Regions from separate parts of the Homo sapiens genome. Here region 2 is linked to region 1. The links are chromatin contacts, found by Hi-C or POLR2A ChIA-PET in ENCODE. All regions are on one chromosome and are shown on one strand. Each heading gives the region's core, a stretch centred on a gene start or an enhancer-like site at or near the end of the contact. The rest is flanking DNA. Distances are from core to core; before and after follow the strand shown.

Region 1 (4,013 bases), core at 1,499-3,998:
GTATTCTTATTGTTTTAATGGCATATTGTTTTCTCTCCTTTTACATTCTACCTATCTCTCCCTGAATATTTAAAGTTGGTTTCTTGTAGAGAGCACATGGTAGCTCTTGCTTTTTTATCCAGCCTGAGAATCTCTGTCTTTTAATTGAAGTGTCTAGTCTATTTACATTTATGTAATTATTGATAGGGATGATTTAAATCTGCCATTTGCTAATTGTTGTCCATTTGTCCCTTCTGTTCTTTGTGTATTTCCAGTCTTATTTTGGGTTTATCAACTAGTTAAAATTAACATTATTGAGGTAAAATCGGACACACATATTTAAAGTGCACAATTTGATAAGTTTTGACATATGAATAGTCCTGTGAAATTATCACAACAATCAAGATAATGAACCTAACTATCACACACAAAAGAGTCTTTATGCTCCTTCATAATCCTTCTATTTGGAACCTTCTCACCTCCTTATCACCCAGCAACCACTCATCTACTTTCTTTCACTGTAGATTAGCTTTCATTTTTTAGAATTTCTATATAAATATACTTTTAGAATTTTATTTTGGGAAGATTTTTTTAAATTAGGGATTGTTGTGGTTATATCCCACAGATTTGATGTTACCTTTTGATTATCATTTAGTTCAAATTTCTTTAAAATTTGGGGCAATTTGGGAGATTTTAGTGATTTTAGCAAGTAGATTATTAATAGTACTGAATAAGAGTAAACAGGAACTGAGGAAGTGGGAACAATTAGTGAGATCTACCATTTTATGACTTTTACAGTGGAAACAAAGGAAAGATATGAAGTAAGTTAGAAGAGAAATAGAGAGGAGGTGAGCTGGCCTAGCCCATACAGGTTGGTTATAGGTTCATGATGAGAGAGGATTAAGGAGAAATCTCAGTCTTAGGTTACTTTCCCAAAGGTTTTCTATTTAGCCAGTAATAGCAGAGCAAAGAAACCCTTAAGTTTTAGTCTGTTTTATGCTGCTATAAAGGAATATTGAGGCTGAGTAATTTATTTTTTAAAAAAGGTTTATTTGGCTTATGATTCTGATGGTTAGAAAGTTCAAAATTGGGCATCTGCATCTGGTGAGAGGGCCTGAGGCTCCTTCCACTCACTGTAGAGGGCAAAGGGGAGCTGATGTGTGCAGTGATCACATGGTGAGAGAGAAAGCAAGAGCGTGGAGCTCTTTTTAACAATCAGTTCTCTTGGGAATGAATGCAGTGAGAACTCACTCACCTGAGTGAGGATATTAATTTTTCATGAGTGATCAGCCTCCATGATCCAAACATCTCCCATTAGGCCCCATCTTCAACATTGGGAATAAAATTTCAGCATGAGATTTGGAAGGGACAAACATTCAAACCATAGAAACACATAAATGATCAAAAGATACAGTGAATAGAAACAGGCCCTTTACCATTGTCTCAGTACCCGATTTAGAGGAAAAGGCCTGCCAGGTCAGAGGAGCACAAAACCTGGACTCAATGTATTTTTTTTAACAAAACTTTTTATTTTGAGATAACTGTGCACTCATGTGCAAAGTTATAGGAAGTAACACAGAGAGAGCCTGCCTATCCTTTACCCAGATTCCTCTAGTGATAACATCTCACAAAACTTTAGTACAATGCTAAAAACAAGATATTGACATTAACTTAATCCACTGAAATTGTTCAATTTTTTTTTGTTTTACTTGTGCTCATTTGTGTGCTGCATTTAGTTCTCTGCAATTTTATCACGTGTTTCAGGTATCTACCACAGTCAAGATAAGAATAAGTACATCATCACAAGGATTCTTCAGTTTTTTGGCCATTTTCTAATTAGTCTTTTGAACTATTGAGTTCTTAGAGTCCTTTCTATATCATAGATACAGTCACATACTGCATAATAATGTTTTGTTCAACAATGGACTACATATAGTGAGAGAATAGAGACAGACCCTCTCATATTGTTTTATACTCAGAAAAGGAAAGAGAAGTGAAACTAAAGGCAGGTAGCCCGGTGCCTAGGAACCAGACCCAAAACCAAGGAACCAGACCTGAAACCAGGCCTGGGCCTGCCTGACCTAAGCCTGGTGGTTAAAATTCAACCCCAGACCTAGCAACTGATGTTATCTATAGATTCCAGACATTGTATAGAAAGACATTGTGAAACTTCCTGGTCTGTTCTGTTTCACTCTGACCACCAGTGCATGCAGCCCCTGTCACGTACCTCTTGCTTGCTCAGTTGATCACGACCCTCTCTCACGGACCCCCATAGAGTTGTGAGCCCTTAAAAGGGACAAGAATTGCTCACTTGGGGAGCTTGGCTCTTGAGACAGGAGTCTTGCCAATGCTCCCGGCTGAATAAACCCCTTCCTTCTTTAACTCAGTGTCTGAGGAGTTTTGTCTGCAGCTGGCCCTGCTACATTTCTTGGTTCCCTGACCGGGAAGCAAGGTGATTGGCGAATGGTCGAGGCAGCTCCTTAGGTGACTTAAGCCTGCCCTGTGGAACATCCCTGCAGGGGACTCCAACCAGCCCAAGCCATGCGGATCCTGAGAGCACTCCCGGGTAGGCATTTGCCCAGTGAGACGCCTCACCAGAGCAGTGTGTGGCAGCCCCCTGTGGAGGATCAACGCAGTGGCTGAACACCGGGAAGGAACTGGTACTTGGAGTCTGGACATCTGAAACTTGGTAAGACTAGTCTTTGGAACTTGCCTACTCTGTTTGAGTGGAAGTGTGGTCTGATGACCCACGGTGTACCTTTATCGGCACTTTGGTTTGGTTTTGGTTTTGGTTTTGACTCGGTTTGAATTGCTTGACAGGACTGGTCTTGGGAACTTGCCCACTCCATTTGAGTGGAAGTGTGGCCTGATCACCCACAGCATGCCTTTATTGGCACTTTGGTTTTGGTTTTGGTTTTGACTTGGTTTGAATTGCTTGACAGGACCGGTGTTGGGAACTTGCCTACTCCATTTGAGTGGAAGCGTGGCCTGATCACCCACGGCGTGCCTTTATCAGCACTTTGGTTTTGGTTTTGGTTTTGACTTGGTTTGAATTGCTTGACAGGACCGGTCTTGGGAACTTGCCTACTCCATTTGAGTGGAAGCGTGGCCTGATCACCCACGGCGTGCCTTTATCGGCACTTTGGTTTTGGTTTTGACTTGGTTTGAATTGCTTGACAGGACCGGTCTTGGGAACTTGCCTACTCCATTTGAGTGGAAGCATGGCCTGATCACCCACGGTGTGCCTGTACCAGCACTTTGGTTTTTGTTTTTGACTTGACTTGGATTGCTTGATACTTTGGTTTTGATTTCTGGATACTCTGATTTTGGTTTTGATTTTGATTTGGTGTAAACTGCAAAAGTGTGTGTGTGCCCTTTTTACCCATTCTTTGTTTTGTGGTGTGTGTGTGGTGTGAGCGTGGTGTTTTGTCTCGAAGAAGCATGGGTCAGGCACAAATAAGCTCACCCTACTAGGAACTATGTTGAAAAATTTCAAAAAGGATTTAAAGGAGACTATGTAGTACTATGACACCAGGAAAACTTAAAACTTTGTGTAAAATAGACCAGCCAGCATTAGAGGTGGGTTGGCCATCAGAAGGAAGCCTGGACAGGTCCCTTGTTTCAAAGGTATGGCACAAGGTAACCTGTAAATCCCGGGCATCCAGACCAGTTCCCATACATAGACACTTGGTTACAGCTGGTTTTAGATCTCTCCACAGTGGTTCAAAGAACTGCATTATAAGCCAGGCAGAGAGAGACAGAGAGAGAGACAGAGAGGAGAAAGAGAGAGGCAGAGAAAGAGAGGAAGAGACAGAGCCAAAAGGAAAGTCAAAGAGAGAAAGACAAAGTCAAAGAGAGATATATACAAGTAGTTAAGAAAAAAAAAATGGTGTACCCTATTCCTTTAAAAGCCAAGGTAAATTTAAAACCTGTAATTGATAATTGAAGGTATTCTTCGTAAGCCTATAACACTCCAATACCACTTTGTTGTCAGTGTAAACAAGGGCATATCTCGAAAGCACTGAGGCCTTCCT
Region 2 (4,239 bases), core at 1,740-4,239, 77 kb before region 1:
ATGTTGGCCAGGCTGGTCTCAAACTCCTGACCTCAGGTGATCTGCCCGCCTTGGCCTCCCAAAGTGCTGGGATTATAGGCATGAGCCACCGTACCCGGCCCCAAATTTTTCAAAATTAAGAGTTAAAAATAAACTTAGCCCTAAAAATAACCAAGTTTGTGCACCCTTTTTCTTTCTCCACCCCTGCCTCCCATTAATGTTCTCTGAAATTTTGTACATTTTCCACTGTAACATTAGAAACACAACCTCACACACACTCGCAGGGAGAATTTGGGTAAACATCCATCCAGGCACCAGAGTTTCTCCTTCTACTCTATGAGTGCAAATCTGAGCCCTAATCTGCTAAGCAATTTTGCACACATCTCTTTATCAGTTAACGGTCCTTAGTGAATGTCACTGGGAACAGATGTGGATAAAATGGACACAAGAGCAAAGAAAGCATTATTTGTTACTTTGTACATGTCTCACTTTGATAACCATCAAACTAAAGGTCAAAAGGTATTGAATCAATATGGATTTGCTTAGGTATATGCAAAGATTCTCTAGAGGGACTCTAATAGTATTGGTTACTTATGGGGAGGAAAATTAGGTGGCTGCAGAAGCAAGGGCGGGTGGGAAACTTTTCTATTTATACCCTTTTGTAGTTTTTGAATTTTGAGCTATGTAAATATGTAATTTATTCAAACAGTAAATGTAAATTTAAAAAAAAAACACAAGTTCTATCCTGGCTAACATGGTGAAAATCCATGTCTACTAAAAATACAACAAATTACCTGGGCGTGGTGGGGGGCACCTGTAGTCCCAGCTACTCGGGAGGCTGAGGCAGGAGAATGGCGTGAACCCATGAGGCGGAGCTTGCAGTGAGTCGAGATCGTGCCACTGCACTCCAGCCTGGGCGACAGAGCAAGACTCTGTCTCAAAAAAAAAAAAAAAAAAAAAAACCACAAGTTCTATACACAGTAACACTGATTAGACATTAAGTTGGTAGATGTATCTCCAGTGTAGAAGAAATTCCGAGAATCAGTTTTGTCAGCCATATTGACATGATTGTCAATGTTGGGATGCCAGGTTTGTGTAGTATTGTTGTTGTTGCCTTGTTTTTTTTCCTTCGCTTTGTTTTGTTTTTTTAGAGGAAATTCAGTTTCTTCTGTAGTGCACTTTATATGCAGCAGCATATTTTGGAAAGGATGTCATCCTAGAAGCAAGAATACCTGAATTCTAATCTTGGCTTCAATAACTATCATTTTTCCAGACATGGTATACAACATCTTTCCTCAGTCTGAGTGGTGAAAAAAACCTTTAATTACCTCTCCCACTGAGAAAATTCTGTGATTCTCTCCATATATAATGAACCTTTTCTTGAAAATACAAAAAAAGAAGGAAGAAAGGAAGGAAGGAAAGAAGGAAGGAAGGGAGGGAGAGAGGGAGGGAGGGGTAAATACAAATAAGGAAGGAAGAAAGGAAGGAGGGAAGAAAGAAGGAGGGAGGGGAGGGAGGAAGGAAGGAAGGAAGGAAAGAAGGATGGAAGGAAAGGAGGAAGGGAGGGAGGAAACAGAGCCTTAAAATGTCTTTATATTCATAGATAATTGGCATTTATCCTTTGTTGTTCTTGGAAATAATTGCTGAAATTCCATGTCCTTAAGAAAGCACAGCAAAAAATATCTTTTCACAGACATCTGAGACAGTAAAGCACAAAAAGACATCTATCTTCTTTAGATATGCCTACCAATGTGTATGCATATGGCATATAGAGATACAGGGAATAATAGACCATCTACCTTTTTGTATACATAGCTACAGTTCCTTGTAATTGTTCCTTAACTCATAAAGTTACAGCATCATAAACACTCAGTTTTTTATTAACTATTCTTAGGTACAGTTCAATAGTGTTGATTATATTCACATTGTTGTGCAATGAAGACAGTGGTCTTTGAAATCCAGGAGACAGGCAGGTTCAAACAGCAAACTTTGTGTTGAAACGTCAGCGGCAGTGGTTCTCAGCCGTGGTTGTACATTAGAATAATCCCATCCTCAAATTAATTCAATCTGAATCTCTAGGAATCCTAATGTGCAACCAGAGCTTAGAACTGCTGCCCCAGAGAATTGCTTGAACCCAGGAGGCGGAGGTTGCAGTGAGCTGAGATCGCGCCACTATACTCCAGCCTGAGTGAGAGAGCGAGACTCCGTCTCAAAAAAAAAAAAAGGAAAAAAAAAAAAAAGAACTGCTGCCCCAGAGCATCCTGAGGGTCTGTTTTTATCAGGACAGAAAGCAGAGATCTGACAGGGCCAGGTAAGGCTGGAGGCCCAGACCTCAAAGCCAGACAACAGCTCCACTGGGTCTGAGAAGGCAAGAAACACTTGATGACAGCTCCGAAGCAGGTGCAGCCATGTCTTTCTCTTTCTATGTGTCACATCTCCTAAAGACCCTTCCTAACCCTTAAAACCCTTAAGACTCTAAAGCGAACAGCTCAATTTTAGCAACTTTATATGCTTGTGCAACCATAATCACTATCCATTTTGGCCACCCTCAGCCCTAGGCAACTCCTGATCAGCTCTGTTGCACTGAGCTTCCAGTTTTGACAGGACAGCAACATGATGACAGAGAGAGACAAAGAAGACAAAGAAACACAGGGCAGAGAGAGACCAAGAAGTTATGAAAAAGGGAAGACAAGGAGACAGAGAGAGAAAGAGAGAGAGCCAGAGAGAGAGAGAGCGCAAAGTCAAGAAAGAAGCATGGACTAACAGAAAGTGAAAGACAGAAACAAAGTTGGAGAGAGATTAAAGAGACAAAGAGTCAGAAAAACAGAAACAGATAGACCTAGATACATAGACAGAATGAGAGAGAGAGAGAGAGACACCAAGAAAAGATGGGTGAAGCATAAAATTACTGGGCAACACAAGGCAATTATTTTAAGATAGTCTGAAATTAACAGGATGGTGCCATGTGGTCACTTACGAAGCCACAGCCATCCTCATCCAGGAAAGGGTGGGCCTGCAGCAGGGCATTAACCACGTCATTGTACTGCTGGGTGCTGGGGTACCTGTTCACCAAAACAAGGAGGATATGTTTCACTTCAAGCAAACCACATTCCTTCCTTTAAGATGAGTCTAATTACACTCATTTTTCTTCACATTTTTCTATATAACAAAAAGAGATTTAAATATTGGGCAATTGGGACCTATTACCAATATATCATCCACAATCTGAAGAGAGTTGATTCCACAGGAATTCTACTCTATTCTGAAACAGACCCTTTCCCAAAGCAGCAAGCTTGTCCTGTTGTCACTCACAGTGAGCCTTCCAGATACTTAGTCATGTCGGCCTGGAGAAACTCAATGATCCTTATCCTCATGCTGTGATCCGGGCACTTCTGCTCTGCTAACATGCATTTGACATCATAGGGAAACTCTGGTAAAACATAGGACTTCGTCCACTGTAATGCTTTGCTTCTTGCTAGAATTTGTTTCACATTTCTTCTGTGAAATAAAAACACACAAAGAATGAAATTCTATTCCAAATATATGCAGTTTATTAATTTGCTACATCCTGAGAACTTATGAAATAAACAACTTTCCTGAGACCCAAATATATGGAAGTCATCAAGCCATCTTCCATCCATTCATCCATCCACAAATGTTTGAAGGCTCATTAAGTGTCTTTGTCCATTCACACAACACATAAATATGTATTCTTTAGAAAAAGTCATAATAATATAGACTTTAGAATAAAGCCTGAAGTTGAAATGCATACTAATTCATTTTTCTTAAAGAGAAAATGTAATGCATAGCTCAAAACTAGACAATATACTTAACAAAAAGAAAATACATTGCAATTCAGCAAAGCAAATGAGGCCTACCATAAAGTCTTAGCACCTGTTAAGAAAATTCTTCTAATTAATTTATTCTGCTGTTGTTTATAATTAAATACAAGATCCACCTAATTTAGTTTGTCTTTGCCTATTTTGATAAGGTGAACTTAGTTTCCAAATTAAATATAAGTAACAGATATTCCGATTCTATCCAGATGAAATTTCTATGAAGGGCTACAGAAAACTATAACTACAGAAGGCAGATCAGGAGTTGCCTGGGGATGAGGGTGGATAAAATGGGTAGTGATTATTTGTTGTACAAGCATATAAAGCTGCTAAAATTAACTGAGCTATTCACTTTTTTATTTTTTATTTTATTATTATTATTTTTTAAGATGGAGTCTCACTCTGTCGCCAGGCTGGAGTGCAG

Evidence for each region. A loop is a pair of places that touch in the nucleus more often than their neighbours do. ChIA-PET counts read pairs that join two places held with the same protein, here RNA polymerase II (POLR2A). Pooled maps may share reads with other maps.
Region 2: a pooled map shows a loop between it and region 1 (2.1-fold over the local background). The contact joins two enhancer-like sites. A Hi-C loop is called at or near these places in 4 of 50 pooled maps. POLR2A ChIA-PET finds 5 or more read pairs at or near these places in 3 of 52 experiments (T-cell, activated CD4-positive, alpha-beta T cell and activated CD8-positive, alpha-beta memory T cell).

The regions. Positions count from the first base shown.
Region 1 is chr6:130,258,208-130,262,220 of GRCh38, forward strand. It overlaps a transcript of SAMD3 not described here. Among named protein-coding and RNA genes, the nearest start is that of SAMD3, 37 kb to the left of the region's middle. RefSeq lists enhancers at 2,156-2,295, 2,516-2,635. Within about 2 kb of position 2,749, at least 5 of the 41 ENCODE cell types and tissues checked have a DNase peak (open chromatin) inside an H3K27ac peak, as active enhancers do.
Region 2 is chr6:130,181,147-130,185,385 of GRCh38, forward strand. It overlaps SAMD3 (sterile alpha motif domain containing 3), which reads right to left. Exons shown (of 12, transcript NM_001017373.4): 6 at 3,292-3,477; 7 at 2,957-3,041. Among named protein-coding and RNA genes, the nearest start is that of SAMD3, 40 kb to the right of the region's middle. RefSeq lists an enhancer at 2,777-2,826. Within about 2 kb of position 2,990, at least 4 of the 41 ENCODE cell types and tissues checked have a DNase peak (open chromatin) inside an H3K27ac peak, as active enhancers do.